Regions from separate parts of the Homo sapiens genome. Here regions 2, 3, 4, 5, 6 and 7 are each linked to region 1. A link is a contact called in ENCODE Hi-C data. All regions are on one chromosome and are shown on one strand. The core of a region is the stretch at or near the end of the contact, and the rest is flanking DNA. Distances in the headings are between cores, read along the strand shown. Region 1 holds the start of ZNF180 (zinc finger protein 180). Region 2 holds the start of ZNF613 (zinc finger protein 613). Region 3 holds the start of ZNF649 (zinc finger protein 649). Region 4 holds the start of ZNF585A (zinc finger protein 585A). Region 5 holds the start of ZNF383 (zinc finger protein 383). Region 6 overlaps SPACA6 (sperm acrosome associated 6). Region 7 holds the start of ZNF527 (zinc finger protein 527).

What was found. A loop is a pair of places that touch in the nucleus more often than their neighbours do. Pooled maps may share reads with other maps.
Region 2: a pooled map shows a loop between it and region 1 (12-fold over the local background). The contact joins the promoter of ZNF613 here to the promoter of ZNF180 in region 1. A Hi-C loop is called at or near these places in 7 of 50 pooled maps.
Region 3: a loop to region 1 is called in a pooled map, with 18 times the contacts of the local background. The contact joins the promoter of ZNF649 here to the promoter of ZNF180 in region 1. A Hi-C loop is called at or near these places in 3 of 50 pooled maps.
Region 4: a pooled map shows a loop between it and region 1 (13-fold over the local background). The contact joins the promoter of ZNF585A here to the promoter of ZNF180 in region 1. A Hi-C loop is called at or near these places in 6 of 50 pooled maps.
Region 5: a loop to region 1 is called in a pooled map, with 13 times the contacts of the local background. The contact joins the promoter of ZNF383 here to the promoter of ZNF180 in region 1. A Hi-C loop is called at or near these places in 7 of 50 pooled maps.
Region 6: a pooled map shows a loop between it and region 1 (11-fold over the local background). The contact joins the enhancer-like site here to the promoter of ZNF180 in region 1. A Hi-C loop is called at or near these places in 5 of 50 pooled maps.
Region 7: a pooled map shows a loop between it and region 1 (14-fold over the local background). The contact joins the promoter of ZNF527 here to the promoter of ZNF180 in region 1. A Hi-C loop is called at or near these places in 5 of 50 pooled maps.

The regions. Positions count from the first base shown.
Region 1 is chr19:44,498,510-44,502,367 of GRCh38, forward strand. It overlaps ZNF180 (zinc finger protein 180), which reads right to left and starts at 2,013. Exons shown (of 5, transcript NM_001278509.3): 1 at 1,766-2,013. RefSeq lists enhancers at 1,283-1,781, 1,769-1,818, 1,782-2,282, 1,829-1,888, 1,899-2,108 and 2 more.
Region 2 is chr19:51,925,224-51,929,081 of GRCh38, forward strand. ZNF613 (zinc finger protein 613) reads left to right here and starts at 2,249. Exons shown (of 6, transcript NM_001031721.4): 1 at 2,249-2,317. RefSeq lists enhancers at 1,269-2,032, 1,888-2,187.
Region 3 is chr19:51,903,270-51,907,127 of GRCh38, forward strand. ZNF649 (zinc finger protein 649) reads right to left here and starts at 1,748. Exons shown (of 5, transcript NM_023074.4): 1 at 1,645-1,748. RefSeq lists enhancers at 1-426, 1,517-2,061, 1,780-1,899, 2,390-3,014.
Region 4 is chr19:37,170,785-37,174,642 of GRCh38, forward strand. It overlaps ZNF585A (zinc finger protein 585A), which reads right to left and starts at 1,911. Exons shown (of 5, transcript NM_001288800.2): 1 at 1,843-1,911. RefSeq lists enhancers at 1,812-2,001, 1,843-2,137.
Region 5 is chr19:37,215,606-37,219,463 of GRCh38, forward strand. ZNF383 (zinc finger protein 383) reads left to right here and starts at 2,609. Exons shown (of 6, transcript NM_001387601.1): 1 at 2,609-2,669. RefSeq lists an enhancer at 2,235-2,724.
Region 6 is chr19:51,701,986-51,705,843 of GRCh38, forward strand. It overlaps SPACA6 (sperm acrosome associated 6), which reads left to right. Exons shown (of 9, transcript NM_001316972.2): 4 at 644-667; 5 at 1,036-1,113; 6 at 1,243-1,352; 7 at 2,045-2,201; 8 at 2,285-2,495; 9 at 3,105-3,205. The coding sequence ends at 3,138. Among named protein-coding and RNA genes, the nearest start is that of SPACA6-AS1, 10 kb to the left of the region's middle. RefSeq lists a silencer at 2,182-2,381. Within about 2 kb of position 2,031, at least 35 of the 41 ENCODE cell types and tissues checked have a DNase peak (open chromatin) inside an H3K27ac peak, as active enhancers do.
Region 7 is chr19:37,368,887-37,372,744 of GRCh38, forward strand. ZNF527 (zinc finger protein 527) reads left to right here and starts at 2,213. Exons shown (of 5, transcript NM_032453.2): 1 at 2,213-2,340. RefSeq lists enhancers at 1,583-1,722, 1,743-1,792, 1,963-2,272 and a silencer at 2,303-2,612.

The DNA of each region.
Region 1 (3,858 bases), core at 763-3,262:
CGGGGGCACCTGTGGCTCAGGAAGATCCTGTCTTTCCACCAAACTGGGCACCATCAGGCTGTGATCAGGGTTCCAATCACACAAAGACCCCAGCACCCTCTGTCTAAAACTCATCTCCGGCCTCCTGTTTCCCAACCAAACACCGGTGTGTGTGCACAAGGGGTGCCTGACACAGTCCCGCCCCTCTGCAGCTGCTCCCCCCCACACACCTGGGCATCCTCAGGCAGAATCAGGGTCCTAGGACTGCCCATGCCTCCCCAATCTGCCCAAATGCCAGCACACGTGCAGAGTGTTGCTGGAGCAGCCCCGTGCCTCCTAAGACCAGATCCAAACTGGAGCCCCCAGGCCTCTATTCCACAGCCACTGCACACGGGCCACCCACCTAGACTCCCTCCTACTGATACAGCCACAGAGCAGGTTCGTGCTCACAATCTGCATCCAGGACCTGGCTCCTCTGCCCGTCTGGGGGCACACCATGCTCCTGAGTCAACAATCTACATCCCTCACCCTGTGTCTCAACCTGCCTGGGACATCTCAGGTACCCACAGCCTCTGTGTAGGTTCTGGGGTCAACTGCCCCACTATTTGCCCGCAGCCAGGACACTACAACAACTAAACAGTAGCTTGAGCATACAGCTCCATAATCAGCCCCAGGACTTGGGCACTCGCCAGCGTGGGGGTTCTCGAGCCTACGATACAGCAGCTCAATGGGAACTGGGCCCTTTGTCCTTCTCTTGCCCAATCATGACGGCCTGGGTGTTGTGCAGTCAGCTCTTCCCGGGACCAAATCTGCAGCACAGGCTCTGTCCCTCTACTAACCTGCACATTCTCACGCCTGCAAATAGCGTACCCAAGTAAAGGTCTCAGCAACACCTGCTTCATAACGATGCTGGCAACATACTGCTTCCTCCCCAGCTACCAATTTGATGGCAGCTGTTGCAGCTCTGTCCTTCCTGGACTTAAATTCTGTATCTCCAACCCGGAGTCTCTGCCCATCTTGAATGCTCTAGAGCTCTGCACTATCCTACATAGGTCCCTACTATCAGTTCAAGTTTCTGTTTTCCATTCAGACACCCCCAGGACGTGCAGGGGGCCCTCTGCCCAGAACCTGTTTCTAGGCCCTGATACCCTCCTTCAGCCTGGGAGTTTGCTGCCCATGGGTAATTCCCACCAAGGGTTCACTAGCAACACTGCCTCTTCTGGCACAAGAATCTGCAACTCCAATCTGGTCTCTCCACCAACCACAGCGCCCCCAGACCTTGGAGAAGCGCGTTGTCTGCTCTAGGGGCCCAGAGCCACCTGCTCGGAATCTTACCTACAACCTTTTGCTTCCTACCCAAATACCTGATCAAGAGTAAAGGGACAGTGGCACAGCCCCTCCTCTCCAGAAACCACAATCTGCAATGGAGCACTCCATCAACCCGGACATCCTCAGGCCTCCACTAAATAAGCCCGGCATTGGAGGAGGGGAGTTCTCAAGATGTCCCCTTACATCAATGCATGTGCCCTGTGTTCCAGCAACCTGGGCATCCTCAGGCCCCAGACAAGAGCACCACCTGACCAAGCACCCGCGCATGCACGCAGAGGACAGTCGCGGAATATACAGCTGTATCAGTAACTCCATCAACCCCGGTGACCCGAGGCTAAAGCGCCACCCGCACAGATACCAGGTCTCCCCGCTACACTCACCACCGCTTCCAGCTTCCCGCGTAGACCCTGCGCATGCGCGCATCGGACACCAAGCGCTGCCCCACGCCCCTACCAACCTGGGCGTCCGCTGGCCCGCAGCCCAGGCTGGGCCTGTCACCGCCTCAGTGCCTAGCACGGCTCTGCGGCAGGACGAACTCGGGTTAGGCAACCCCCTGCCCCGATTCTGCAACACGGCCGACTCGGGTTAAGCTAGTTCGGTCCCCTCTCCTAGTCAGCATCCGCAAGGCCGCTGGGGGTTAAGTCTGAAGGGCCGAGCTGCTCGGCGACAGCAAGCGTCCGCGCGCGGGACAATGGCTGCTCTTGTGGCCGAACCCGGAAGTGCACTTGGGCTCGGAGAGCCAGAACTACAATTCCCAGAAGCCTCCGCGGCGCGGACGGTCAGTAGGCGGGGTTCCGGCTTCTCCAAGGAAGTGGGGCGGGGGACCGGGCCAGAAGCTAAGAGGGCGTCCTCGTCCGGGGCCCGGGGGGGCGCCACACCTGTGCATGTGCAGGTCTAGGGGGAGCACTAAGACCAGCCGCGGCGCCGGGAGGCCGAGGCCAGTGCAGCGACGCATGGGGAGTCGCTCTGGCGTGACGTCAGAATCCAATAGAAATGGCGGGGACCCTTTCTGGGTGCCCCCTGCCTGTCAGACGCTGCGCGCGACCCCTTGTCTCCTCTAGTCCTAGGGGAAACCTGTGAGACAGTTGCGACATCCCCATTTTACAGTGGAGGGAGCGTCTACCGAACCCTTCAGGAATCTATGTTTTTACATTTAATAATACTAAAATATAATCATTTTATTTTTAAATTTTGAGTTCTTTCTCTGCCTATAAGGCCTGAAGGATCTGTTCCCCCCACCTCTCCCCTTTTCTCTGTTTTTGTTTTGTTTTGTTTTGTTGTTTTGAGACGGAATTTCGCTCTTGTCGCCCAGGCTGGAGGGCAATAGCGCGATCTCGGCTCACTGCAACCTCCACCTCCCGGATTCAAGCGATTCTCCTGCCTCAGCCTCCTGAATAGCTGGGATTACAGGCGCCAGCCACCACGCCCGGCTAATTTTTGTATTTTTAGTAGAGACGGGGTTTCACCACGTTGGCCAGGTTAGTCTCCAACTCCTGACCTCAGGTGATCCGCCCTCGGCCTCCCAAAGTGCTGGGATTACAGGCGTAGTCCCCTTTTCTCTTTGCCCTCATTTCTTGCCCATTTGCTTGGCACATTTTCCCCATTCTCCAACAGATCCAGCAGACTCCAGCCCCTGGTCGTTTGCAGGTGCTCTTTGCACTCCCTAGCAGCCTCTCCTGAGGGATTCATTTGGCTCTCACCGTCTGGTAATTAGGGGAATATCATCTTCTCATGAGGCATTGCCCCACCACCCGTTGTGAACTTGCAAGCAAACGCTTCCCTCCCCACATGCTCTGTGCCTCCCCCTTCATCTTTTATTTTTTTCTCTAAAGAACTTTTCACTATCTAGCACACTATATATTTTAATTATTTATTTGGTCTACTGTCCGACCTACCACTACGATGTCAATTCCATAAGGAAAAGCATTTTATCGATGTTGATCACTGCTGCATCCCCAACACCTAAAAAAAAAAAAAAGAGAGAGACCTGGCACATAATAGATGCTCAATAAATATTCGTTGGCTAAATAAAGGTTCCTGTCTCTGTATTAAACACTTTAATATTTCATTACCAAGCCCAATCAGCCTATGAGGTAGTTGTGTTAATTTTCATCCTACCAGGGAGGTAGCTGAAAATTGGAGCCCTGCTGTATGAAAATACATAATTTTTTAGTTTTTAAAATGCTTGTCAAAGCACTCCTGTAGTTTTCTTCACGTAAATTCTGACCTTTAAAAACAATGAATTATTACTATTTGAAATGTAATCTCTATCCCCAAAGCTTCTTATTATTGGTTATTGTGGTTGATCTTTTAAAAAATACTTATTTTGTATCTGGTTAACCTACTGCAATGTTATTAATTCTTACAATACTCCAGTTGACTCTCTTGGCTTTTCTATTGAGACAGTTATCTACAATTTCATCTTTTCCTTACCAGTATTTTAAATTAGACATTCTCTTTCATGTTGGATTATATTGGCTACCATTTCCAAAAAAGTATTACTAAAAGAGGCATTCTTGTTTGTGTTCTTTTAATGGACATATCTCTGAA
Region 2 (3,858 bases), core at 999-3,498, 7.4 Mb after region 1:
AGCCTGGGTATTGTCCAAAGTTTCTCCCTGCTGAGACAGCCTGAGATATGGACTCATGGGAAGGGAAAGACCTGACTATCCCCCAACACAACACCCATAAAGAGTCTGTGCCTAGGAAGATTAGTAAAAGAGGAAGGCCTCTTTGCAGTTAAGATAAGAAGAGGGCATCTGTCTCCTGCTCATCCCTGGGAATGGAATGTCTCAGTTTAAAACCCAATTGTACATTCTATTTACTGAGATAGGAGAAAACTGCCTTATGGCTGGAGGTGAGACATGCTGGCAGCAATACTGCTCTATACTACACTGAGATGCTTGTGTAAAGTCAAACATAAATCTGGCCTACGTGCACATCAAGGCACAGCACCTTTCCTTATTTATGACACAGAGAACTTTGTTCACATATTTTCCTGCTGACCCTCTCCCCACCATTACCCTATAGTCCTGCCACATCCCCCTCACCGAGATGGTAGAGATAGTGATCAATGAATACTGAGGAAACTCAGAGACCAGTGCTGGCAGGAGTCCTTCGTATGCTGAGTGCTGGTCCCCTGGGCCCACTGTTCTTTCTCTATACTTTGTCAGTGTGTCTTATTTCTTTTCTCAGTCTCTCATCCCACCAGATGAGAAATACCCACAGGTGTGGAGAGGCTGGCCCCCTTCATAAGGTTGTTGAGATTTATCTATGTTGGTGCATGCATCTATGATTTGTTTTTTATTATTGTTCAGTAGTATTCCAGGGTATGATTACACTGCAATTTGCTTATACATTCATGTACTGATGGACACTTGGACTGTTTCCTGTTCAGGGTATTATGCATAAAGGTGCTAAGAACATTCTTGTGAGTCTTTGTGAGGACATATCATTTCATTACTGTTGTATAAGTATCTAGGAGTGGAATTCCTGAGTCATAAGATTCTTGCTTTTATTTTGCAATTCTCCTAAGGAGTCATATAGTTCTGTAAAGCTTTTCACTCTTCACAGATTTGATATTTTAAGTAACACGGTATGTTTCTGAAATGGAGTTTGCATTTTGGGGCATTTTCTATAGATGTATCATGAAGGACACGTGAAAACTCTGTTATAAATATAAACACTCCACTGCATGCAGGAATTTCCTTCTCATTCTTCCAATGGAATTGTCTTAATTTAGGTTGGATCAGAATTAGAATTTACGTTATGATGACTATGTAAATAATATTTATAGGTCAGTCAGGTAGTATCCTATGATTACTTTTCTTGCACAACTTTTTTTTTTCTTTTTTCTTTTTTTCCTCATGAAGGGGTTGCCAAGGCTGTGTAGTGCAGTGGCTATTGATAGGTGCGATCATAGCTCACTGCAGCCTGGAACTCCTGGGCTCAAGCGATCTTCCTGCCTTGGTCTCCCCAGTAGCTGGGACTACACGTGTGCGCCATCGCGCCCGGGCTTGCACAACTTTTCATTCTCCCAGAGTCGCCTTATTTATTCCTTCCAGAATTTTAGGCACTTGGTTCTCCGAAAGCCCCGACGTTAAGATTGACTCCACCTACAGCAGAGGGAAGGCCCTTCTTCTCTCTTAAGGAAAATTCCCGCCTCCCGCATTGGATTCCTTTTCCGGTTGGCTGGTGGCTGCTCTCTTTACCTGCACTGGGCGGTGACCGTGTCCCTCAAATGTAAATGAGGTTCCAGGGGTCGCTGTTTTTTCACTTTCCGTTGACGGGGTGAACAATATCCTCGTACCTCGATTGCCTCTCCACACCCTTTTGGTCCTCAAAAATCTTCCTCTTGTCCTCCACATGTAGCTAGATGCGTTTTCGCGGTATATGACTCAGGGTGCGATTGCTCTTTTTCCTCTGTGGAGAAAGCGTTTTCACTTGTACGGACACCTAAGTGTTAAGATGGCCGCGCCCATTGTGTCATTCCCGTCATTCTTTGTGCAAAGCGGATGACTTTTCTCCCCAGCCCGCTAAGGTGCACGTAGCCATACCATGTTTGTCTTGGCTAAGCTCGACCCTCTGAAAATAAATGAAACTTGGGCGCAGGATTTAGGTGCCAAAATATGGAGTTCTTCACCGTCCCGCGCTATCCCTGAATACTTGGGCAGAAAAGGTCCACTTTACCTTCCGTACGTGCAGGATTCAAAGATGGCTGCCTCCAGTATCCGTGACGAGAGGACGCGAACTTACTACCTCCCAGTCGTCCGTGCTCCGTACACCTGCAACTTCAGACCTTCCTCGGCCGCCGTAGGCCGGCTTGGAGGCTGGGGGAGGGCCCAGAAGTGGAATAATTCAGGAAAGTGCAGGTTCTGGGAAGTCTCGGTGGGTTCCCCGCAAAATCAGGTCTGTGTGTGGGTCTGTCTGTCAGGATGAGGGGAGGAGGGTGTCTGTGGGCGTCCGTTTAGTGCGGAGCCGTGGAGTTTGTGGGGGAAGCGGGAGCAAGTGGGAGTCGGGGTATTGGGGTTGGGGCGTCTCCGGAGTCAGCCCTGAGGGATCCCAGTGGTCGGTGGTCAGAGTCTGTCCAGAGCAACACTTGGAAGTCCGTGATCAGGGTTTGGTGCCTTTGCGGGTCACTCTGTAGGGCTCGGTGATTGAGGACTGGAGTGAGGAGTGGTTTTTGTCAAGGAAAACTGTGTCTGCTTCGGATTCGGGGTTTTATTTTTTATTTTTGAGACAGGGTCTCGCTCTGTCACACAGGCTTGAGTGCAGTGGCGCAATCGTGGCTCACTGCAGCCTCCATCTCCCGGGGCTCAGGTGATTTTCCCACCTCAGCTTTCCCGAGTAGCTGGGACTACAGGTGAGCGCCACCACGCTATCTATCTATCTATCTATCTATCTAATCTGTCTAATCTAATCTATCTATCTATCTATCTATCTATCTAATTTATCTATCTAATCTATCTGTTTATTGCAGAGACGGGGGTCTCACTATGTTGCCCAGGCTGGTCTCCAACTCCTGGCCTCAAACGATCCTCTCACCTTGGCCTCCCAAAGTGCTGGGATTACGGGCGTGAGCCTTCGCTCCAGGCTGTAATCAGGATTTAATATGCGACTCAGTGAGGAGGAGCCCGGGTTCATGTGAACCTAGGTGTGTGGTCCAGGTTTTTGGATTAATCTAAGGGGGTGTGACCATGTTAGGGAGGTCTAGATGTGACAGTCGTGGAGAAGCTTGTGAAGGCTGAAGCCTTGGCAGCCAGGGCATCCTGATTGGTGTGTGTGTTCAGGTCCAACGGTACATTCCCTCTCAGTCCCTTTTAAGTTTCTCTGCAAGGACTGGTTTACAAATCTCATTTGACTTCTCACATCTCTCCTTTCTCTCATCCTGGTAAATAGGAAAGCTTTGGGGAAGATCAAAGATTAATCAAATCTAAAATGGTAAGGTGGCCTGGCGCGGTGGCTCACGCCTATATTCCCAGCATTTGGGAGGCCAAAGTGGGCGAATTGCTCGAGCCTAGAAGTTGGAGATCAGCCTGAACAACATAGCCTGTCTCTCCAAAAAATACAAATATTAACTGGGTGTGGTAACACACGCCTGTAGTCTCAGCTACTCGGGAGGCTGAGGTGGGACGATCACGTGACCCCGGGAGTTCTAGGCTGCAGTGAACTATGATTGAGCACTGCACTCCAGCCTGGGCAACAGAGTGAGACCCTGCCTCAAAAAAAAAAAAAAAAGAAAAGAAAAGGAGAAAAGAAAAAGGAAAAAACAAAACGAAGAAAATGATAAGGTTTCTATTAAAGATTTTCGTTCTTCTTCCTCAGGTTTACTGTGTGAATGTGTGTATACACACACGTAAATATTTTCTTTCAGGTTCTGACACAAGTAAAACATCTCTCTTATCCCAAAATGTGTTCCCCAGTAATGACTTTTGATAAGATTTTTGTAT
Region 3 (3,858 bases), core at 498-2,997, 7.4 Mb after region 1:
AACACTAACCACTGGTGATCAACTCAACCTTCAACTTCCCTGTTGCCAGGCAGAGCTAAAATTTCCAACCCTCAAATGACATGGTTAGTTGCCCTGGCAACCAGCCTCCCCCGTCCTAAGGCCAGCCAGAAGCCCCCAGTCACCAGCCATCTCAATGCCACACAAAAAGGCACTGTTTACTGAAGAGGTTCCAAGGCTTTTGGGAGACATGTGCCAGGAAACAGGACAAAGATCGATTATACATTTCTTATAAATCGTAACAATCATAGCTAGGCGCGATGGCTCATGCCTATAATCCCAGCACTTTGGAAGGCCGAGGCGGGCAGATCACCTGAGGTCAGGAGTTCAAGACCAGCCTGGCCAACGTGGTGAAAGCCTGTCTCTACTAAAAATACAAAAATTAGCCGGGCGTGGTGGCGGGCGCCTGTAATCCCAGCCACTCGGGAGGCTGAGGCAGGACAGTCGCTAGAACCCAGGAGGCGGAGGTTGCAGTGAGCTGAGATCGCACCACTGCACTCCAGACTGGACAACAGAGCTAGATTCCGTCTGGGGGATAGGAGGAAACTTTGATCCCCAAATGCTCAAGGAGACTGATGCTTAAGCAAACTAAATATTGCCTGAGAACGACTCCATACTTCTATATTTGAGTCCTTGTGGATAAACTGCAACCTAGCTTAACAGACAAAATTGAAAACCGAACTTAATCGTATGCACCTGTAACAATAGCTGAGTGGTGGCCAGTCCCAGCGGCCATACTCATAGACTGCTGAATGTTCCAACTGCGTTCAAATAAGGCAAACGCCGAATGGTAACCAATCTCACTGTTTCTGGACCTCGCTTCCGATTCCTGTATGTCACTTTACCTTTTTTGTCTATAAATTTGTTCTGACCACGAGGCACCCCTGGAGTCTCTGTTAATCTGCTGTGATTCTGGGGGCTGCCCAATTCGCGAATCGTTCATTGCTCAAGGAAACTCCTGTAAATTTAATTCGGCTTCAATTTTTCTTTTATCACTGATTTGAGTAATAATAAAACTCCGGTCTCCCCGCACAGCCGGCTCTGCATGAATTGCTCTTTCTCCATTGCAATTTCCCTGTCTTAACAAGTCGGCTCTGTCTAGGCAGCCGGCAAGGGTGGGCGGTTATAGTTTCACAACTCAACCCCAGCCAGGGGCCTGGGCTTGTAAAATACCAGATTTTACAAGCCTCTGAGCCCCACATGCCTGGGCCTCCCCGAAACACTTAACACACATCCCCGATTCACCCCAAAACCTACACCACACACCCTCGTACGCTGCCCAGCACCCCGGCTTCATCACCGACTTTAAACTGCAGCATTTGGAGTGATAATAATGGCGTCGGTGATAAAGCCGGCGTGCTGGGCAGCGTCCCCCTAGAGTTCTCCATCCAGTGATCCAGAGGCCTACTAACAGAGTGACCCTCAGAGACCCCAAACTCTGACGCCGAGTCTCAGTCGCTGAACTCGACAGACCTTTAACGCCCGACCACAAGAACTCTCCCACGCCGGACCGCAAAGGCACCCCAACCCAAAGGCTCCACCGCCCAGGCCGCCAGCTCTCCCCACAGGCTCCTCAGAAGCTCCCTACCCCTTTAACCTACTCCACGGAGAGACCCAAACACTCACCTGATTTTCTTCTGGCTACACCTAAATTCCCTGAATGCTTCCTTTCCTGGCCCTTAAACCCCGGCACTGGCCTATGGCGGCGGACGAGGGCGCGAGTCAATTCTGCCGCGCTAGGACGATGGGACATGGGCTTCTCTTCGAGGAGGTAACATGTCCGCGCCCTGAGCCACGGCTCTCTGGGCGCGGCCATCTTGGTAGATCTGCCGTACAGAAGGGAAACAGTTGTTCTTGTGTCATTAAACCGGGATGACTCTCCTGAAAGCAAAAATTTGAGGCGCAGGAGCATTTTCTAGAGTTTATCTGAACAAACAGCAATTCATGAATTAGGAAGCATCAAACCAAAAGAAGTCTCGCGCTTCTATGCTTAAAGCATTAGACACAAGTATTCACAGGGTGAGTGAAGGAGTAAAACAAAGAAATTATTTGATTAGTTACAATTATAAAAATGCATTTTTTTAAATTTGCCTTGGAAAGTCCCTAATGACATAATAGCATGTGAGTTGCCTACTTTTGATCGGTTGAGATTGAGTTTTGTCCTTCCCTAACACAAGCATTTACCAGAAATGACTCAAGTGAATTGTTGCTTATGTTTGCAGGTTAAGCAAGGTTAAGGCTGTTTTTAAGGCCTACTGGGTTTTGTTTGCTCAGGAGTTTTTGAATTCTGGTCTGCATTTTAATTTTGCTTTGACACAGGAGACAGTGAAATGGCACTGATGTGTTCCCTCTCCTGACACCTCAACCCCTGCACTGTGAGGTTGGAGCACTAACAACAGTGCACTGTGGGGAAAAGAAAGAGAGATCAGACTGTTACTGTGTCTATGTAGAAAGAAGTAGACATAAGAGACTCCATTTTGTTCCGTACTAAGAAAAATTCTTCTGCCTTGAGATGCTGTTAATCTGTAACCCTACCCCCAACCCTGTTCTCACAGAGACGTGTGCTGTGTTGACTCAAGGTTTAATGGATTTAGGGCTATGCAGGATGTGCTTTGTTAAACAAATGCTTGAAGGCAGTATGCTTGTTAAAAGTCATCACCACTCTCTAATCTCAAGTACCCAGGGACACAATACACTGCGGAAGGCCACAGGGACCTCTGCCCCAGAAAGCCAGGTATTATCCAAGGTTTCTCCCCATGTGATAGTCTGAAATATGGCCTCGTGGGAAGGGAAAGACCTGACCATCCCTCAGCCCGACACCCGTAAAGGGTCTGTGCTGAGGAGGATTAGTATAAGAGGAAGGAAGGCCTCTTGCAGTTGAGACAAGAGGAAGGCATCTGTCTCCTGCTCGTCCCTGGGCAATGGAATGTCTCGGTATAAAACCCGATTGTATGTTCCATCTACTGAGATAGGAGAAAATCGCCTTAGGGCTGGAGGTGAGACAAGCTGGCGGCAATACTGCTCTTTAATGCACCGAGACGTTTATGTATGTGCATATCAAAGCACAGCACCTTCTTCTTAAGCTTGTTTATGACACAGAGACATTTGTTCACATGTTTTCCTGCTGACACTCTCCCCACTATTATCCTATTGTCCTGCCACATCCCCCTCTCCGAGATGGTAGAGATAATGATCAATAAATACTGAGGGACTCAGAGACCGGTGCCGGCGCGGGTCCTCTGTATGCTGAGCACCGGTCCCCTGGACCCACTTTTCTTTCTCTATACTTTGTCTCTGTATCTCTTCTTTTCTCAGTCTCTCGTCCCACCTGACGAGAAACACCCACAGATGTGGAGAGGCAGGCCACCCCTTCACTGCACAAACCACACAGATATTCAGAGGCTCAAATGCAACCAAGGCTGTTGCGGGAAGTCAGGGACCCCAAACGGAGGGACCGGCTGAAGCCATGGCAGAAAAACATGGATTGTGAAGATTTTATGGACATTTATTAGTTCCCCAAATTAATACTTTTGTAATTTCTTATGCCTGTCTTTACTGCAATCTGTAAACATAAATCGTAAAGATTTCATGGACACTTATCACTTCCCCAATCAATATCCTTGTGATTTCCTATGCCTGTCTTTGCTTTAATCTCTTAATCCTGTCAGCCGAGAAGGATGTATATCGTCTCAGGACCCTGTAATAATTGTGTTAACTACACAAATTGTACAGCATGTGTGTTTGAGCAATATGAAATGTGGGCACCCTGAAAAAAGAACAGGATAACAGCAATTGTTCAGGGAATAAGAGAGAGAACCTTTAACTCTGACCGCCGGTGAG
Region 4 (3,858 bases), core at 661-3,160, 7.3 Mb before region 1:
TTTAATTTCAGAAATGAGGATGAAAATGCTTATCTCAAAGTTACAAAAATTAAATGAGATAATACTTGTAAAGTACTCAACACCTCCCAGGCACACAAAAATCATACAATACATATCAGCGATTACCATGCATTATCAGATATTAAAACAATATAAAAACAATGTAATAAAAACAAGTAAAACAATAAATATACCAGACAATATTGATCTATATATGTGATAAAAGTGGTATTCAAATGAGTGTGCATAAGACATTCATTGCATAAATGGCAGTGATATAATGCAGTGATATAACTGGCTGGCCACCTGGAAAAAAACAAACTAGATCTCCATCACACACTATTCAGTAGGCAAATGCCAGCAGGACTGATCACTTAATTATGTGTATTTGTTAAATCACAAAGACTATTAAAATAAATTTTAGAAGTATACATGTGTATAACACTGTGGTGGGCTGGGAGGGATCTTATTACACGTGAGAGGAAACACAGACTCTGTAACAGAAAAATCAGATACTTTTGATTAGATGATATTTCCTAACTTTATGTTAAAATATACCACAAAAAAAAGTAGGACAAAAGATATGAAAATTCACAGAAAAGGAAACAAATGGCAATTAACCAAATAAGATGCCAACTTTAGTAACTGGAAAATGCATTGGAGCAATTAGATATAATTTTCCCTCAAAATTTTAAAAACTTTTAAAATGCAACAATATCCACTGCTGGAAAAGCATCTGGGAAAATGAGTTATTTTATAAATTGTTGGTATAAGCTTGAATTGTTATATTTTGAGCTACTTAGTCATATCTATAAAGTATTAAAAATGCACATATGCCGGGCGCAGTGGCTCACGCCTGTAATCCCAGCACTCTGGGAGGCGGAGGCAGGTAGATCACCTGAGGTCAGGAGTTTGAGACCAGCCTGGCCAACATGGTGAATCCCCGTCTCTACTAAAAAATACAAAAAATTAGCTGGGCGTGGTGGCGGGTGCCTCTAATCCCAGCTACTCTGGAGGCTGAGGCAGGAGAATCCGTTGAACCCACTAGGCAGAGGTTGCAGTGAGCTGAGATCGCGCCACTGCACTCCAACTTGGGTGACAGAGCGAGACTCCATCTCAAAAAAAAAAAAAGTGCACATAGTTATTCCTAATAATTTCACATATATAAAGCAGAAAAAGAAGGACAAATGGACAAATAACCTTTCCAGAGTTGAGTACTTTACCTTCCTCTGTAATTAAGCAGACAAAATAATCTGTGAGGAGACAGATATATTTTTTGAATATATGCTTAATTAATATCTATAACAATACAATTAGAGAACATAGTACACTGTTTCTATGTAATAGATGTGACATTCATGAAAACTGACCACGAACTAGGTCATAAAGCAATTTTTCAATTTGACCATTAAACAGACATTACTTTAAAAAGGAACTTCTAAATAACTCATGGATCAAAGAAAAAACCACTTAGATTTGAACAATTTTTAATACAAAGATTCACCAAAACTTGAGAATTTTTATATTAAAGAAGACTGAAAATTAAAAAGCTGAACTTTCAACTCAGGTTAGAAAGCAAGCTGATTACAGTCCTCACCGATCACCATAACTGACCCTACAGGCTCTGTCACTGACCACAGACTCCCATCACTGACCCCCAAACCTCAATCACTCATCCCAAAGAGCTCCATCAATGACCTGAGAAATCCGTCACAATCAACAACGGACGCCACAGAACCCCATCACCGAAGCCTGAAACCGCAATCACTAACTCCACAGGCAACCTCGACACCCCCTATTACTGGCTCCACAGAAACCCCAATCGTGATCAACCAAAATCACCTCAAAGATTTATCGGTATTGGAATATGAAAATACTCCTGACACCAGCGGCAAAAAAGCCTTGGAAGACCACTTCCACTTCCGGTCCGACTTCTAGCACCTCCCCTTTGTAGGCTGTTGATATGGCGCATGCTCTGAATAAACTTGGAAGCCAGTTTCCTCGAACAGTCAACAGGGCGCAGACACAGCGCACAGGTTCCGTAATGTGGCGCTGTCCGGCAGAGAACATGGCCGCGCCCTTATGGTGTTTATTCGCGTGGGCCGCCATTTTGAAAGCATATCCATTCCGTAGAGCAGAGGAATTGGCCGCTGGCAGGGTTTCCTAGAGCGAGGCAGGTATAGTTACATAGGATGCTGGAGTGTGACCCTTGTCTGACTAGGCTTCTATTTCGGAGGAGAAAGTTACTGGAAATGTGGGTCTGGTGCTGTATGTTATATTTAGAAAAGCTAAGTTACCTTTCTGAATACAGGACACTGAGGATAATAATTACCAGGGAATAGAGGAGCCAGGGAAAAATCACCAAGTGAAGGGGATCCTGGGAGAAACCACAGGCAGATGATAGGAGGAATCAGGATAGTACAGTCCATTTTTTACAGACGCCATTCAGGGAAAAGGTGGAAAGGTCACTAGGGGAGTCATCTCTTGAGTGAAACCACCCTGAAAGTCTGAGAGACATCTGAATGAGTAGTAGGCTGCAGGAAGAGTGGTACAACTTTTAATGGGAGAAACCGCCTTGGGAAATAGGGTAGAAGTCCAATAGTATTAATACAATCCTCTCCTGGGAGATACCACCAGAGGAGGGAGGAGAAGTCCGGGCGTCCCCTTCTGAAGGGCTGGGTCGGGTGGGAAGGTGAATAGAGATTTGAATCACCCATTACCCTCCACACTAAATACCTCAAGTGCAACTATAGTAGGCAGCAATAATAACAACACTAATAGTCTTTAGTATGGCCAACGTGTTACTAAAAGCACCTAAAGAAGACTGTTTTTATTTACCTTGAAGTTAAAATATAATTAATAACAATCGCCTTACCATGTCAATGAAGCTTTAAGTGCAGTCTCTGACCCTTAGCTTCTCCTCTGTGGAAATTCTGAAACCTCCTTACTCCCCTTTTTGGAGGGTGTGGATGAGGAGTTGTAAAGATACAATTCCTTTCACTTGGTGAACTCCTAAACATGATTCACAGCTCAGCTTCTGACAGGAAGTTCTACCTGAACAGTGGTGGGAAATTACTACCCAATGTGTTCAGTTCCAGCAGGTGGGAAACTTGTTTTCAGGGAATTGAACCTACACTCTGATGTGGGCATGCTGGATGCCTTCAGGCCAGTTATGTCTGTCTCTGGGACTCGGCTTAAAAATATGTTTAGAGAATTAGACTCTGCTGATCTCAGGTTTTCTTTCTTCTCCGAAAGGACGGTCTAAGGAAACATCTGTGGAAGTCCGTTAGTAAACACACAATTTCTACCAAGGGGCTAAGAATTACTGTTGATTTTGTCAGTAATGCAGCTCTGTTAAAAAGAAGATGACTTAACTTTTAGGGATTCGTGTGGAAATATTTATGGGTGGAATAATATTAGCTTTAAAAACTCCACTGAGAAAAAAAAAACTCCACTGAGAAGGGGTATATGGTATTGCAAAAGAAAATGTTGATAAATGTTAAAGCAGAGTGATAAGTAGACAGAACTCATTATAATGTTCTCTTCCATAGTATTTGTGTGAAATTTTCATAGTAAATTTCTAATTTAAAAAGAAAGGAATTAAAAACATTTACAAGGAAACATCAAGAAGACAGCAGGTGTGGTCATAGTGTTAGGGAAGATGAAACCTAGGAGACCCAGAGTGACACCATTTTAAGTTCAGCTCCATCTTGACACTAGCAAGGCACATTCATTGCAAGTCACAACTCATGGTCCTAATGTGTTTACAGCGAAGGAAGCAGCCCTGTAATGCCTGCAAAGACAAACTCCTAGAACAACAGAAAGTCCAGATGTCCAATACCCATAACAATAAATGCT
Region 5 (3,858 bases), core at 1,359-3,858, 7.3 Mb before region 1:
GATGTTGAGGTCATTCAAGAGGAAAATGATAGTTTTGTTAACATGTGATGTTAGAACAACTGAATTTCCATCTGGAAAATAATAACTTTGAACATTACCTCACATACACAAAAACTAACTTCAAGTGGATGATAGACCAAAAATAAAAACTAAAACTATACAACCTTTAGAATAAAACATAGGAGAAATTCTTCACAACACTAGAGGAGTCAAAGATTGTTAGAAAGACCAGAAAGCATGAAGCACATTTTAAAGATGAGAAATTGGATTTCATCAGAAGTAAAAACTGCTTTTTGAAAGACATCATGAAGAAACTGAGGGCTGGGCACAGTGACTCACACCTGTAATAACACAGTGAGACCCCATCTCCACAAAACACAAGAAAATTAGTTGGGGGTGGTGGTGCACACCTGCAGTCCCAGCTACTCAGGAGGATCGACTAAACCCAGGAGGTCAAGGCTGTGGTGAGCTATGTTAACACCACTGCACTCCAGACTAGGCAACAGAGCAAGACCCTGTCTCAAAAAAAAAAAAAAAAAAAAACTGAGAAGGTAAGCCCCAGGCAGGGAGAGAATATTTGCAATTTGCAATATGTATATTTGGCAAAGGACTTTTACCCAAACATATAAAGAATTGTTACAACTCAATAATAACCAATTTTAAAATAAGAAAATTTTATTTATTTATTTATTTATTATTATTTTTTGAGATGCAGTTTTGCTCTTGTTGCCCTAGCTGGAGTGCAACAGTGTGATCTCAGCTCACAGCAACCTCTGCCTCCCGGGTTCAAGTGATTCTCCTGCAGGGATTACAGGCATGCACCGCCACGCCTGGCCAATTTCGTATTTTTAGTAGAGACGGTGTTTCTCCACGTTGGTCAGGGTGGTCTCGAACTCCCAACCTCAGGTGATCTGCCCGCCTCAGCCTCCCAAAGTGCTAGGATTACAGGCGTGAGCCACTGCGCCCAGCCGAATATTTTCAATAGATGTCACAAAAGAAGATAAAAGAATGGCAAATAAGTATATGAAAGTATGCTAAGTTCATTGACATCAGGAAATGCAAATTAAAAACATAATTTGATACTACTGCTCATTCCTTAGAATAGTCAATAGATGCCTGATGTGGGGTTTGGGAGGTGGGGATTGACTTAACAATGTGGGGGGCAGAGGGCGGTGAATAAAAATATTCTATATCCGCCGGGCGCGGTGGCTCACGCTTGTAATCTCAGCACTTTGGGAGGCCGAGGCGAGCGGATCACGAAGTCAGAAGTTCGAGGTCGGGAGTTCGAGACCAGCCTGTGAGCTCGAACCCTGTCTCTACTAAAAATACAAAAATTAGCCAGGCATGGTGGCGGGCACCTGTAATACCAGCTACTCGGAAGGCTGAGGCAGGAGAATCGCTTGAACCCGGGAGGCGGAACTTGCAGTGAGCCGAGATCTCGCCACTGCAGTCCAGCCTGGGTGACAGCTAGACTCCAACTCAAAAAAAAAAAAAAAAAAATTCTATATCCAGTAACACTAAGGATAAATGCTTGAGGGGATAGACACCCTATTTTACATGATATGATTCTTACGCATTGCATGCCTGTATCAAAACATCTCATGTACCCCATATACAACTACTATGTACCCACAAAAATTTAACTAAAATGCTTAAAAATTTTTTAATTTTAAAAAATATTCTATATCCTGATTACGATGGTGGTGACAAGGGTTTAGACATGCGTTGAAGCTTACCGAACAGTTCACTTAAAATGAGTGCATTTTATTGTATCTAAATTATTCTTCAGTAAAGTTGATTTTTAAAAAACATGCACACAAATATAATTTACAAACTATAACATTAGCTCGTTTATGGTGTACCATTCAGTCACTTTTAGTGTATTCAGAGTTGTGCAAACATCATTATCTAATTCAAGAAGCTTTGCATTACCCCAAAAATGAACCCTTTAGCTATTACCAATCACTCACAGTTCCCCCTAATCCTGCTAGTCCTAAAAAACTCTAACTTACTCCTTTTCCGTAGATTTGACTATTTTAAATATTTCCTATAAATGCAGTCATACAGTATGTGGCTTATCCACGGATGAAGGCAAAAATGACGATTTAGTCAGTCTAGCATTCTCAGAGAGCGTTATAACGCCTAGTACAGTCCGGGGTCCTGGGTGCGTTCTGCACTGAGTCGGCTTGGGGCAGGAAGTCATTTAAGCGACCTCCTTCCACTTGCCCCAGCGCCTCACCCCTTCCTGCTCTAGACTACAGTTCCCAAAAATCCTTGCGGCTCTAGTCAACATCTGGCCCGAAGCTGGCGACCTTTTCCTGTTTCTCAGGGAACTCCCTGGGGTTGGCCGGTACCATGGAGGAAGATTGTCTTCAGCGTGCAGGGCCAGCGTCCTACGGCAGTTTCACTCTGAGCCTGTGTCTGGATCACGGAGACGCGGGGTAGCGGTTCGGAGTGCGGAGCAGGGATGTCCCCGAGCTGTGCAGCTGCAAGAACCCGAAAAAACAGGCGCCATCTTCTCGGCGCGGTCCTACTCCGGACTGTATTTCCCAGAGGCCCCCGCGAGTCCAGGGCAGCCCCTTCATTTGCCTGCTGGACCCTCCGCCTCAAGGGTAGGGGAAGTGCGCGGTGAGCGGCCTGGGTCTTGCAGGCTCGGCTGGGGCCCGCAGGTACGTGCATGGGAGTTTGAAGGGACTGACCAGGCTGGTCTGGAGTGTTGGGCATGTATGAGTGTGTCGGGCATGTATGAGTTGGTCGGGCTGATAGAGGGGGTGGTGGGGAGGCGGGCGCGAGGCGTGGGCTTCCGTGTGTGAGTGTGACCTTATGTGACTGTGCCTCTCTGTGTGCGCGGGTGTGATTGTATATCCTCGTTGTAGTTGTGTAATTGTAACAATGTAAGGCTGTATGTGTAGGTATGACTGTGTCCCGTGTTGGGACTGTGATTGTGTGTGGCTGTGTAACTTTGCGTGACATTTGTGGAGGGTGTTTGTGTGGAGAGAATCTGATGAGGCTGTGACTGTGTGTTAGTCTGAGGGGTGTGTGTAATTGTGTTTGTATGACTGTTAGCAGCACTTAAGTGTACTGGATGCCTTACTGAGTAAATCTACTACCCAGAAATAACCCAGTAACGTGAGAATGTGAGAGTGTGACCATGTAACTTTATGTAGCACTGTGTCTGCGGTTGGAAAGTGCGTGTAATCGTGCCGGGGTGATATGTGTGTCCTAGTGGTCATTGTGTTATTTTGAATGTGTGATTGTGTGTAGTGCTCAATAGGGGTCCTGGGGAGGGGGGAACTGTAACTTTGTGTGGCTCAGTAGTGCGTGTGGTATTGTGACTATCTGTAGCACTCTGGTTCTGAATGGTGCTATGTTTGAGGGGTCTGTAAATATGCTAGTGTAACTTATCCTCAAGGTAGATGTGGGACAATGATTGTGTGACCATATATAGTGTTATTGTTTGGGTGAGGCGTGCCTGTGGAGGTCTATGTGGGTCCCCATGGTGGCTGGGTGACTGCAGCATTGGGTAGGGGGTGCTTGTGACTGTCTTTGTGACTCCAGCTCTCCCTGTGAGGTCAGGACAGATTCTCGAGAGGAGAGACCTCACCCCTCTGATACCAAGAATGCTCATGACAGCCTACACTTCTCTGTTTTTGTTTTGTTTTGTTTTAAGGCGGAGTTTCGCTGTTGTTGCCCAGGCTGGAGTGCAATGGCGCAATCTCGGCTCACCGCAACCTCCGCCTCCCCGGTTCAAGCAATTCTCCTGCCTCAGCCTTCCTAGTAGCTGGGATTACAGGCGTGTGTCACCACGCCCTGCTAATTTTGTATTTTCAGTAGAGACGGGGTTTCTCCGTGTTGGTC
Region 6 (3,858 bases), core at 781-3,280, 7.2 Mb after region 1:
TGCTTGAACCCTGGAGGCGGGGTTGCAGTGACCCGAGATCGGCACTCCAGCCTGGGTGACAGAGCAAGACTCCATCTCAAAACGAAACCCACTCCTGAGACCCCCCATCCACTCCCCGTACAATCCCCTGGCCCCATCTCTGAGCCTCAGACCTTGAGGGACGACTATTTCCCCGCGTGGACCATTTTTGATCTGGCCCCGCCCCTTCGATGAAAGGTTTCGTCTCCAACTGAGCCCCTTTCCGGGACTACTACTAACCTGGCCACGCCTCTTCTCTAACTGGGCCACCACCTTAGCCTTGGTCTCCTGCAAGGATCGCCCAGGATCTAGCCCCGCCTCCTCGGTGGAATACACCTGGATTGCCCATCCCCATCAGGGCCTACAGAAAACCAGTGTGTTTCCCTCTAAACCCCAAGTAGAAGGCTGGCAGCAGTCCTGGGCCTGACCTCCTAGTGGAATGCTCAGGCTTGGCCCCGGCCCCAGGTGGAACCCAGCCGGCTTGACCCCGCCCCCAGGTTATGACGAAAGCTTGGCCCCGCCCCCTCGGAGCAATGCTTCGGGCCTTGTAACATTAGCTAGGGGAGCATCGGGCAAGGGTTCTTCCCATGACTGTAAGGTAGTGATGTTTCCTCTTCCTCCACAGCCCAGGCTTGCATCCCTCCCTGCGGTAAGGACTTCATCTAAAACTTGGAAATTGCGGGGTAAGGGAGGCGGTCGGGGACGAAACGTACGACATCAAGTGTGGGAAAGCGGGTGGGCTTCACATCCTTAGGAAGCCAATAAGATCCCTGGAGAAAAGGAAGAAAACCAAGTATTGCTCTAAATCCTCAGAAGGTGTGTGTGAGAGCCGAAGCAAACCAATAGGAATCCTAGAGGGCGGAGAGGAGTGAGAGTCGGCCAAAGACAGCAGGGAGGGCGGGGTCAAGATGCCACCTGGCCGATGGACCCCGGGAAGCTGCATGGATCTCAAATGGGCCAAGGGCCCCGGGCTTGGAAGGGCAGGTGGCGCCTAGACCCAGCGTTCCCGCTCCACAGGTCTCCAGGAGTTCGCCCGGCGTTTCCTCTGCAGCGGGTGCTACTCTAGGGTCTGCGACCTCCCGCTGGACTGCCCAGGTGAGGGGGCGGGGCCTCGGGGTGCAGGAGGCCAACCTGAGAAAAGGGACCAGAGCACCGAGGGGCATAAGCTGGTGGCGAGGCCAGACGTGGTCGGGGCCCAGCGAGTGAACCCTGCTCCGTCTTCAGTTCAGGATGTGACAGTGACTCGGGGCGACCAGGCTATGTTTTCTTGCATCGTAAACTTCCAGCTGCCAAAGGAGGAGATCACCTATTCCTGGAAGTTCGCAGGAGGAGGTGTGAGTCGGGGCGGGGCCGGCGCGAAGAGTTTAGACGGGCGAGTTAGCCTTCACTAGAGGTTGGGGAGTCAGCTTGCGGGGACGGGACTCCGGGAATCTCCGTCTAGACACAAGCATCAGCAAGAGGAGGGTCGCGGGATTTAGGGGAGAGCTCGAAGATCAGAATGCAGGACCAAGGACCTGGGGCGATGGCTCACGCCTGTAATCCCAGCGCTTTTGGAGACCAAGGCGGGAGGATGGCTTGAGCCCAGGAGTTTGAGACCGGCCTCGGCAACAAATTAAGACCCCTCCTCTGCCAAAAAATTTTAAAAACAGCCGGGGCGTGGTGGTGCACGCCTATAGTCCCAGCCACTGGGGAGGCTGAGCGGGAAGACTGCTTAAGTCCAGGAGTTTGAGGCTGCAGTGAGCTATGATCGCGCCACTGCACTGCAGCCTGGGCGCCAGAACGAGACCCTGTCTGGAAGAAAAAAAAAATACATAAATAAAAGCAGTTTCTAGGGGTAGGTTATGCGTAAGGGTTTAAGGAGTGAGGGGAAGGGGTGCGTTTAGGGCAGGGGAGCGAGAAGGCTCGGGGGCGGGCTCAAGGCTCAGGGCCAGGACTCCAGGGGGCGTGGTCTGGCTCGGGGGGCGGGGCTTGTAGGTTACTCAGTGGCAAGCCGGAGTTGAGGCGTTTAAACCCGCGTGTCCCGCAGCTCCGGACTCAGGACTTGTCCTATTTCCGAGATATGCCGCGGGCCGAAGGATACCTGGCGCGGATCCGGCCGGCTCAGCTCACGCACCGCGGGACGTTCTCCTGCGTGATCAAGCAAGACCAGCGCCCCCTGGCCCGGCTCTACTTCTTTCTTAACGGTGGGGCGGGGCGCGGCCGCGTGAGTGAGCGGGGTCGGGAGAGGGGTGGGGCTCGTGCCTGGCTGACGTGCGCGCCCCCGCAGTGACGGGCCCGCCCCCGCGGGCGGAGACAGAGTTGCAGGCCTCGTTCCGGGAAGTGCTGCGCTGGGCGCCGCGGGATGCCGAGCTGATCGAGCCCTGGAGGCCCAGCCTGGGCGAGCTGCTGGCCAGGCCCGAGGCTCTGACGCCCAGCAATCTGTTCCTGCTTGCAGTCCTCGGGGCCCTCGCATCAGCGAGTGCGACAGTGTTGGCGTGGTGAGTTCTGGGGACTCCGGAGCCCCAGCATCTAGCTCCCCGCTGTCTCAGATCCCACCGAGAAGTCTGGGTTCCCAGCAACCTCCAACCCAGGAGGTCAGGCTTTCAGTTCCTCCTCTCTCAGACCCACGAGTCCAGGTCCCAGCCCCTCTTTACTAGCCCAGGAATCCAAGTCCCCAGCCCCCTCCTCCCTTAGATCTAAGAGTCCAGGCCCCCAGCCCCTCCTCCCTCAGACCCAGGAGTCCAGGTCCGCAGCCCCTCCTCCCTCAGACCCAGGATTCCAGGCCCCAAACCCCTACTCCTTCAGACCCAGGAGTCCAAGTCCCCAGTCCCCTCCTCCCGCAGATCCAAGAGTCCAAGCCCCCGGACCCCCTCCTCCCTCAGACCCAGGAGTCCAGGCCCCCAGCCCCTCCTCCCTCAGATCCAAGAGTCCAGACCCCCAAGTTTCTCTTCCTTCAGACCCAAAAGCCCAGGCCCCCTGCCCCCTCCTCCCTCAGAACCAGGAGTCCGGGCCCTGTACACCTTTTTGACCCTGGTGTCCAGGCTCCGGGACCTAAGTTTCTAGTCACCAACCCCTCCTGTAACACACATACCTCTTTGTTTCCCCAGGATGTTCTTTCGATGGTACTGCAGTGGCAACTAACAAAGGTATCTTTCCTCCTTCCCTATCCTATTTCCATCCTGAAAATAAAGAATATATTTCAACTCTAGATTGTTTCATCTCCGAAGGTGGTCACTACTAACTCAGGTAGGAGGAGGTGCAGCAAGCCCACACATGCCCAGATGAATATGGCCCGCATAATGACAGTGATAGGCATAGCTATCCCAGTGCAAGTTAGGTGGGAACCCAGATACCCCCTCAGGTTACTGGCTGTCTCCTTGACATTTCCATCTGCAGAAGGCACCCTCAAATAGAGTCCTCCATGTTGCCCTCAGAGGCTGTTCCTCCCCAAGGCTTTCCTCCTACCAGAAAGAGCAACACCATCCACCTAGCAGTTCAAACCAGAAACCTTGGAATCTAACTTCTCCTCCACTTCCAATTCATTTTCATTTCCAACCCTCAGACTTTTTAACTCCTAAATATCTCATGAAGCTGCCTTCTCTGTGGTCCCAGTCACCCCCACCTCATGTCTGGATCACTGGAGCAGCCCCCCACCACCTCCTTGGCCTCTCTCCACTGTAGCCCATTCTCTACATACCAGCAGGACTTGTTTTATTTTATTTTATTTTTTTGGAGGCACCATCTCACTCCAAGGCCCAGGCTGGAGTGCAGTGATGTGATGTCAGCTCACTGCAACCTCCACCTCCCGGGTTCAAGCGATTCTTCTGCCTCAGCCTCCCAAGTAGCTGGGATTACAGGTGC
Region 7 (3,858 bases), core at 963-3,462, 7.1 Mb before region 1:
CTTGGGGTCAGGAGTTCGAGACCAGTCTGGCCAACATGACAAAACCTCGTCTCTACTAAAAATACAAAAATTAGCCGGGCATGGTGGCGCACACCTGTAACCCCAGCTACTCGGGGGCTGAGGCAGGAGAGTCACTTGAACCCGGGAGGTGGAGGTTGCGGTGAGCCGAGATTGCACCACTGCACTCCAGCCTGGGCAACAGAGCAAGCAAGACTCTGTCTCAAAAAAAAAAAAAAAAAAAAAAAAGAGACCCGAAAGAATGAAAAACAAAAGTATTTCATTCTGGAACTAGACACAGAATGAAGACATTGTGTGAGGACCTGAGCTGCTGCAGCTACCTTGCAACCACATAAAGCAACACTGCCAATACATTGAGGACTGCAGAGCAGGAGGAAGGATTCTTGCTACAATTGGTCACCTGCTAAGCCAACTGAACTTCTTGCTAAGTGGGGAAATAAATATCTTTACTGTATAAGCTACTTTCAGTTGAGCATATAACTGTATAACTTCCTATTAAAAGCATCTTAATTGAAATTCCCAAATTCGTATCTCTAGTACCAACATTTCACTGAGCTCCACACACATATATCTAAATGCCTACTTGATATCACTCTTTTGAAATCCAACAAGCATCTGCGACTTAACATGATACCTCACCACCCACCCCATCCTAGATAACTGCCACATACTCATTTTCCCCTATCTTAGTAAATAACACTACCATTTTTCCAGGGGCTCAAGACATTTAGGCATTATATTGAACTTCTCTCTTTCCCTATATTCACAACCAAGCATCAGCAACTTCTGTTAGTTCTACACTCAAACTGTATCCCAATCTGACAATTTCTCATTGCCTCTTCCAGTGATGACCCTAATTCAAACCACCATCATCATAAGACCATTGGTCTCCAAAATAGTTTATACATAAATGAGCCTGTCATTGACATGTAGAGACCTGGGTCAACAGTACAGATGGAGGTCCCCAGCCAGTCCCCTTCTGTTCCCACTGCCATCCTTGTCCCACATCGTAAGAGGTCTTCTATTCCCACATGTGGACACTCCAGCTTGCATATCTAAGCTCTGTCTAGCCTTACCAAATTGCTCTCATTTGGCCACATTTTGTGGATAGGCAGCACATTCCACCTTTGGAAGACAGATCAAGGGAAGGGTCTTTGGACACAGAGGAGATACAGGCTCTGGAAGCAGGCTGGAGTCCATTTGAACAGGAAATCCTGGGGATTTGGATACCCAGAGCATGGTCTGAAAGAAGGTTGTGAGATCTTTGCAGGCATGTTTCTGCCTATGGACTTTCACCAGGAAGGAAACTGCTTGACTAGAGGAGGGCCAAAGTGTGGCCTTTTGTATGTTTAATAATATTAAAATGTTAAATATATTATTTTGACCAATTGAGAAATAATAATAATAATAAAATAGGCCGGGTGCGATGGCTCATGCCTGTAACCCCAGCACTTGGGGAGGCCGAGGCAGGTGGATCACAAGTTCAGGAGATGAAGACCATCCTGGCCAACATGGTGAAACCCCATCCCTACTAAAAATACAAAAATTAGCTGGGCGTGGTGGCAGGTGCCTGTAATCCCAGCTCCTCAGGAGGCTGAGGCAAGAGAATCGCTTGAACCCGGGAGGCGGAGGTTGCAGTGAGCGCCGAGATTGCCTCAATAAAAGATACCACAGACCCCGCCCATGGCAGGAGATGGGGGTGAAGGAACAGTAAGACCAGGAGACAGTCAGATACACATCGGATCAGTGGTATCCTCACAGTAACAGAAACGGTCACCCCCAATGTCAGCCACAGTCTCTTTCATCCACAATCACTTTCACATTCAGCTACCCACAATCACGGGACGTGATTTAAAATACAGAAGCTCCCTGCACTGACAAAATCCGCCGCTCCTTTCGTCGGCAAGCATAAAGGTGTGCAGCAACAGTCACACACGAACCACCACACCCAAGCATTCAACCAGTCAGCCCCGCGCGCAGCCTGGCCGCTTTCCCCAACACAGCAGCTCAAGGTCACTGGAGAGCCTACGACCGCACACAGCCCTCTCCGGTACCTGCCCCCGTGGCGCAGGCGCGCAGTGGAGGGGGCCGCGGGGTTCTCTGGGAGATGTAGTTCAACGATGACGGCCGTGGCGCAAAGCGTTCTGGGGCTCGTGGTTCGCGGGGTCCATGGGGAACGCGGTGTCGCTGGTTCAGATCTCGCAGAGCTCAGAGTCCTGCATGCCTCAGTCCTCGCCTCGCTCCTCCTCGCGGAGGATTCTGGGAGGTGACGTCGCGGGTCTCGGTCGCGGGGCCCGTTTGCAGAGCCCGCGGCGCCGGGAGGTGAGTGGGGCCGGGCCCCGGGCGGGAGCGGGAAGTCAAGGGCGGGCTCCGGGTGGCCCGGCCGCGCCAGGGATGGGAACCCGGCAGGAGTCGCTGGGGAGGCCGTGTGTGTTTCACTGTATTACCAACTATGTGACAGGCTGCGGGTGTGACAGAATGTGATCTTGTGTCACTGTGTGTGTGTGTTTGTGCGCGTGCGCCCGCTTGTGTGTGACTGTAACCATCTGTGTCTGGGGGTGAAACTGTGAATATGTGTGTTTGTGTGTGACTGTCTCTGCAGGTGTAGCTGTGTATGTGTTTATGAGAGACTGGGGTGTGACATTGTGTGTTTGTGTAAATGCATGTGTGTGGTTATGTGACCACCTGTTTCTGCGGATACAATTGCGTTTGAATGTGTGTGACAGCAAGTGTGATTGTGCGACTATGACCATCTGTCTCCGCAGGTATAGTTTTGTATCAGTAATTGTGACAAGATGTGTGACTTCTGTGGTATGCTACTTTGTGTGTGATTGTGTGTGATTGTTTATCTCTGTTGGTGTAGTTGTATGTTACCATCTATCTTTGTGCTTATGTGGCTGTGTATTGTGTGAGATTATGGGTGTGTTTGTGTGACTCTATACATTTGTGATTGGGTGAGAATTTGTGTGTATATATGAGATTGTGGGATTGATGTATGAAGCACAGAAATATTAGAATTACCCAAGTTCACACAGTTAACAAGTGACAGCACCAGAACTCAAACCCAAGCAGTTTAGCTCTAGAGGTCTCGCTTTTTTTTTTTTTTTTCTCTTGAGATGGAGTCTCACTCTATTGCCCAGGCTGGAGTGCAATGATGCGATCTCGGCTCACTGCAACCTCCGCCTCCCAGGTTCAAGTGATTCTCCTGCCTCAGCCTCCCAAGTAGCTGGGATTACAGGCGCGCACCACCACGCCCAGCTAGTTTTTGTATTTTTAGTAGAGACGAGGTTTCACCATGTTTGGCCAGGCTGGTCTCCAACTCCTGACCTCATGATCCGCCCACCAGAGCCTCCCACAGTGCTGGGATTACAGGCGTGAGGCGCTGCGCCCTGCTGCAGTTTTTATGGACAATTTCAAGCTGCACTACACTAAGGAAATAACTGCTAGGGACTGAGTTGCCTAGTGCAAAGTAGTCCAGAATTAGGGGGTGAAATTAGGGGGTGATGTATACTGAATTCTAGGTCAACCACAGTTGTCCCTTTCTTTTCTTTTCTTTTCTTTTCTTTTTTTTTTTTTTTTTTTTTTTGAGACAGAGTCTTGCTCTGTCCTGTAGGCTAGAGTGCAGTGGTGCAATCTCGGCTCACAGCACCCTCTACCTCCTGGGTTCAATCAAGCCTCCCACCTCAGCCTCCCAAGTAGCTGGGACTACAGACACATGCCACCACGCCCAACTAATTCTTGTACTTTTTGAGGAGATGGGGTTTTGCCATGTTGCCCAGGCTGGTCTTGAATTCCTAGTCTCAAGTGATTTGCCCACCTTGACCTCCCAAAGTGCTGGGA